Regions from separate parts of the Mus musculus genome. Here region 2 is linked to region 1. Evidence: chromatin loops called from intact Hi-C (ENCODE). Cell type or tissue: left cerebral cortex. All regions are shown on one strand. Links, peaks and the distances in the headings refer to the core of each region. The heading gives the core; the rest is flanking DNA. Region 1 has its middle 21 kb from the start of Tmem250-ps. Region 2 overlaps Nacc2 (nucleus accumbens associated 2, BEN and BTB (POZ) domain containing).

What was found. A loop is a pair of places that touch in the nucleus more often than their neighbours do. Peaks named below come from ENCODE experiments on the same cell type or tissue, not always from the same donor. Only the 100,000 strongest peaks of a DNase experiment are listed, where the experiment ranks them.
Region 2: a loop joins it to region 1, with 1.9 times the contacts of the local background. A loop is called at or near these places in 4 of 42 quality-filtered maps.

Annotation. Positions count from the first base shown.
Region 1 is chr2:26,117,816-26,120,716 of GRCm38, forward strand. It overlaps a transcript of Nacc2 not described here. Among named protein-coding and RNA genes, the nearest start is that of Tmem250-ps, 21 kb to the right of the region's middle. In left cerebral cortex, for the core only: no CTCF peak of the experiment used is centred there; DNase peaks (open chromatin) are centred at 1,071 and 1,324; H3K27ac peaks cover 946 bases.
Region 2 is chr2:26,059,811-26,062,711 of GRCm38, forward strand. It overlaps Nacc2 (nucleus accumbens associated 2, BEN and BTB (POZ) domain containing), which reads right to left. Exons shown (of 6, transcript NM_001037098.1): 4 at 2,382-2,487; 5 at 1,763-1,860; 6 at 1-663. The coding sequence ends at 152. Among named protein-coding and RNA genes, the nearest start is that of Nacc2, 31 kb to the right of the region's middle. In left cerebral cortex, for the core only: no CTCF peak of the experiment used is centred there; a DNase peak (open chromatin) is centred at 1,427.

The DNA.
Region 1 (2,901 bases), core at 120-2,619:
GGCAAGATAAATGCCTGAAGGGTTTCAAAAGTTGTATGATGCAGATTTCATTAACATTTTAATTGTAATGTATCTTTTTAATCTTCTCTCACCCTAATGGCTTTATATCTTTAAAAAAAAAAAAAGAAAGAAAAAAAAACTGCTGACAACAACAAAAAGTATCAATATACAAAACTTAACAAAGGCGCTTAGCAGCACAATAGTAACTAGATTAAATGAGCAAAAGCTGTGTTAACATTGTGATTTTTAAAAGCAGAGTCAAGAGTGCAGCAAAGAGTGGCTGGGCAGAGGAGGCCGGCCAAGGACGAAGGCCCGGGGCTCCAGTGGGGAGGGAATGCCCCATCCACAGGTAGCAGCCCACACCGCCCACCCCCACCCCCACCAACACCAACACCAGCAACATAGGAGACAGAATGGAGAGACTCCAGAAACATCAGAGGCTGAGGCAAGCAAGCCCTTCTCTCCAAATTGGGCTGTGAGTAAGAAGAGACACTCAGAAGCCCCCATAAAAGGGGCTTCAGCCTTTCATGTTGGAATGAATCCCACCAGGGACTGCAACCACTTTTAACTATGGACATACTGTTACTTCTGACTTTTACAAAATGGAAGTTTTCAAAGTATTCTTGGATCTAACTACAGAGGAATTGGGACATTTTATTTTCAATCAATAAACATTCCTTGGGGGCTGCCTTTGCTGGACCCAGTGCACTTTACCCTATATCCTCCTGCCTTTCAGATGGCAATCCCTCCCCACTGGAATACCAGGGGGCACTAGCCACCCCAGGATCAGACAGCTCACAGGCCTGACTCCTTGCTCACCCCCAGTGACTATATATGGGCACTTTCAGGCCCCAAGTTGTTCCCGCCCCACCCCACCCCTGCCTGCTTCCCAGACACCAGCAAGGGGCGGGCCTGGAGCTGGAGGCCCATCTGTGGCTGGGTGCCCTCCAGGATGCCAGGCCTGGTGCAGGGAGGAGGGCATGATTCCTAAGAGCCCCAGCCAGCCCTTCCCCAGGGACCTGGAAACAACTCCAGAGAAAAAGCCTCCTTCCCCCTGAGACGGAGCCAGCCTCCCCTTAAAGGGCCAGCAACATTCTCACCAAGGGTCTCCTCATCCCAAGGGCAGCAGGCCAGGCAGAGCCTGCTTGGAGACCTAGCTTGGATTCCAGAGAGGGACAGCCTGGGGAGGGGGCAAAATCTCCAGTAATCTGGCCTTAAATTCCTAACTCAGAACCCAGGCCTGGCACTGCAGACTCCAGGGCAGGCAGATCCTGGGTCAGAGTCCATGCTTTGCTCTGCTCAGACTCCTCTCTGGGCGAGAGACAGCATGAGCTCCAAATTGAGGACACAGGCCTGTAGGCTGGGAGAACCAGACACACAGGTCTCTGCTTCTAAAACCCCAACTTCCAATGTCAAAGACAGGCTTGGCCAACTGCAGCAGAGAGCAGCCTGGCTCTAGGAGAAGTGCAGGTGATGCCAACAGGAGACAGCCTAGGAAAGAGTGAGAATCTGCTAAAACAGCAACAGAGGTTGCCAGGATCCTTGCACTGGAGAGCAGGCTAGAGCAGCCACCTCGGGCCAGATCACATGCTGCTGCTTCTCCTGTAGTCGGGGCCCAGCCAGGGGATGGGGGTGAGAATGCTGTAAGGCTGAAAGGAAAAAAAAAAAAAAAAAAACAAATCCCAGGAGGAGGCAATGGTGGACAAGGCTCTGAGAAGAGCTGCCCACATCTGAGAAACTATGTTAGATGCTAACCAAGCTTCTCATGATAACTCAGGGCCAGGCTGCTCATACTGCCTGAGTAGAAGAGTCTTGCCAAGTCAGTCCTAAACAGACTCTAGTGCTCCTTCATCACCTGATTATACTCAGGCAAAGCAGACTTTATACACTCGCCCACTGGCCAGCTGCAGGAAGCATACACCTGCTAGGAACAGCTAAAGCCCAGTGTCCCGGGGGCTGGTGGTGACTGCCCCTTGCATTGAGGAAGTGTCTCTTGCATTACCACATGGCTCTGCTCACTTCTCCAAAAGGCCAAACCTGGAGTAGGGTATAAGGACACATACTTGTAATCCCAGATCTTAGAAGGCTGCAGGGTCAGGGGTTCAAGGTCATCCTCAGCTACAGAGTGAGCTCAAGGCCAGTTTGAATGACATAAGATTCTGTCTCAAAAAATAAAAAAATAATAAAAAAATAAAGCAAAGCAAAAACAGGTCTCAAAGTCCACACAGGTGTGACTCAGATGAGGGTGACCCCTAGAAACATCGCCATGGGTACCCGCATCCAACCCCATTCCAACCAGCCATGACTCTTCAGAGCTGGAAGGCAGCCTATGTCACCTCGAGAATCTAGGCACAGCAGGAGGCCACTGTGGGCCAGACACACAAAAGCAGCAGCTAGTAAGGCAAGGGTGGGTATCTGCAGGAGAGCAGCACATAACTGGGACAGGGGGTGTAGACAGAAGTCACTTTCTCTGAGCCTCACACTGAGGGTTTGTGGCTTTGTGGCAGAGGAAGGTAAGGGATTGAGGTCTGATAGTGGTTGGTGGTCGCTGGACCAACAAACAGCACACACCCTCAGCAGCCTGGGAGGCCTGGTGAGTCACTTCACCCCTACACCCAAAGTGACTTCAACCCATCGTAAGCTCTCCAGAGAACTCCCTAGAAGTCACCAGGAAGGAGGAGGAGAGTCCAGAAGATAGGAGATGGGGTGACTTCATGGGCATGTCTGGGGGAATGAGTACAGAAAACATGAACAACCAGGGTTGGCAGGTTGGGTACCGTGCATGTTCTAAGATCAAGGATGTCAAAGGCACAGATCTTAGAGACAGGGAGTCACATTCTGTTAAGGTAACCACAGCTCTCAGTTTCTGCCCCATCAGTGCTGGACCCCTATACCAAGACC
Region 2 (2,901 bases), core at 163-2,662, 58 kb before region 1:
CCATTTTAAATACAGGCAGAATAAAAATCACATTTTTGTCAGGCAGCAGTAGCAGTTCAGTAGGTAAGTGGCTTGATCACATTTGTTTGTATTAGTAACGCATGCAAGCAGCTTTAGTACTGGGTTCCTGTGAGCTGGCCTTGCCGGCCACTTACAAGGTCCCTGCATAGGTGCCCTCTGGCCTTCTTGTTGCTGTGGCCACTGGTGTCTGAGGCCTACTGGAGCTGGTGTTGCCCTGCTCAAAGGCCTGAGGGGAGCTCTGGCCATCAGCGGGCAGCTGCTCTGGGGCAGCCACCTCCTGGATAACAGAGCCACCCCCATCCACCTCCTCATTAGCCTCAAAGGCAGGGTTGGCTGAAGTGCTCAGATCGACATTCACCGCATCAGTTCTCAGAGCCACGATGGTGGCTGCATCACTTCGTCGCTCAGCATAGATGCGCTGCTCAAACACCTGTGGAGCCGCAGATGGGAACTCGGGGTCCAGAGGCAGGCTGGCGGCCGACGCACCCATGACGCTACGGTACATCTCCACACCCTCTGGAAGCATGGACTTGATCTTGGGCAGCCAGCGCTTACGGACACGGCGAGCATTGGTACACATGTCTGCGGCAATCACGTTCATCTCGCTCTCTTTGAAGCTGGGGGCAAAGTTCTGACAGTACACTGCATGGGAGAGAGAAGCAAGAGGAGTCAGAGCAGCCTCTCCCTGCCCACTGCTGCCTAAGTGTCCACAGAAGTAAGGTGCCCAGGGCTGGAGTGTCTGCAAGCTTGATCCCCACTGGGGTCCCCTGATCTGAGCTGTCAATCCAGAAGTCACTTTTTCTTTCCTCCACCCAGGAAGCCCATATATGACTCTTTAGGACATGTCTATAACAGTAAGGTAAGTCGGCTTGGGTGCCCACCAGGTTTGCACCTGTGTCTAACCTTCCCACCTCCCCCTGAAAAATGAGACAGGTCAGCTCCCTTCCATATGATCAGTTGGCTCGTCAACACCATCCCTAGTTTCAGACACAGCAGACAAAAAGGAGTGTGGGTGTCCGCCTCAATGTAACAAAACAAACGCTTCTGTTTCCTAAGGAGCTGGAGACCAAGGTCCCCACAAGCATCAACCAGGAACAGGTTCCTCAAAGCCCAGCTTCACCACCTTCCAGTGTCTCTGGGTCACTTCATTCCTCAGGACTGTAATTATCCTCTTCTATAAAGTAGAATTAGTCTCACAAAGGGAATTTCTAAGAAAGAAGATAAGACATTTCTTGGGCCAGTGGCCCCAGGCAGCTGTGCTCAGGGCCAGTCTCTGTGTGTGCTGGGTAGTACAGCTTCTTCTGCATCTGCCGCTACAGGGCTGGGCGGTGGCTTGCCACAGAGATGGACTGGGCTCCGCCCCACCACGCAGGAGCGGGAGGCAGAAGCCGGCCGAACAGATGGCAAAGGCTCAAAATAACCTCAACATGTAAATAAGGGGTTTTGTTCAAAAAGGAAAATTAGATCTATTTCACATATTAAAATAGTTTCGCAGCTGAATTCATCACACTTGGAAACCTACCAAGGACGTTAACACCTCGAGACGAGTTCTACTTGCTGCTCTTTTCTCTCTCCTGGTCCCGGTGCTATAGGCCAAAGCAAGCATGCAGGACAGGAGCCGATGGCCCAGAATGACCCTGGGGCCTTAGCCTGCCTCGGTTGAGATCTCAAGTCCAGATGGATTGATTCCTAGAGTCTCCCAGACCTACCCTACGGGAGTGATCATTCACTGCCCACTCACGTTTCACAGCGTTCAGGACTCGGCTGTCCAGTGGCTTTCGGCTCGGATCACTGGTGGAGGAGCGAATGCCAGTGCCACAGCTGTTGGCCAGTGTGTTCCTGGAGGAGGGATAAGGAAAGGAGGCAGAGTTGGTCCAGAGCTTCCCGTTCACATACCAGGTGAAAGAGCTCATGTGTCGCACACCCACCCATGTGTCCCCTGAAAAAGTATGTGTGTCTCCTGTGTCATGTACACTCTAAGGGACAGAACTCCCAGTGAGTGGGCAGCCTGAGTGACAAGACTAGGAAGCTGACTGTCCCAGGCATTATCCATGGGAAATCCTGAGCCCCCTGAGTGGCTTGTTTTGCCTTAGGGAAGGGGCTCTTTTGACTCATGCACATGGTAGTGTACATAGAGCTTTTCACTTCCTTTGGGGAGGGGTACACAGCCAGTATTTCACCAGACTGGGCCCTAATATACAAGGATCTTTCCAGAGCCTCTCTAGGGCATCTCCATATCAGACGCCCACATCTGTATTAGGAAAAAGCAGAAGGCTATAAAAGCTCAAACCGTTCATGACCAAGGCAGCTCACAGCTACCGGAAAACTCTAGAAGCTTCTGCAGCCCCCTAAACACCTACCTGTCAAAGAAGGTGGCCAGGAGCCTCCGCAGCAGGACCTTGTGCTTCACCCCTGCACACAGGTGGCAGTTCATGAGCTGGCCACGTGTGATGTAGACCCCGGAGCCTAAAGCCAGCAGACATCAATGTGTGAGGTCTTTAGTCTGATAAACTAAGCCAGGGCTCATGCCCTCTAAGGGGGGAGGGGTGGTGAGGTCTCTAGGACAAAAACAATCTCAGCTCTCACCCAAGACACCAGGGCTGGAGGATGCCAAGGCCACACCTTTTCCTGTCATACTCCCATACTCAACTGAAAGCCACCAGGGTTTGGGAAAGGTGTGGCAAACCCTATACCTTCAGTTTCATTTAACCCCTGAGCTTCCTTTACTGTGATAAGGCCTGTGGGCAGGATTAGAGAACTTCAGCCCTTGCCACCGCCTCAGGAACTTTCTGGAGTTAGCGTTGGCTTTGGCTTTGGCTTCCCACCTTGTCCTTTCCCAGACACCAAAGAACCATGGGCAGAAGTTGGGAGAGATGAACA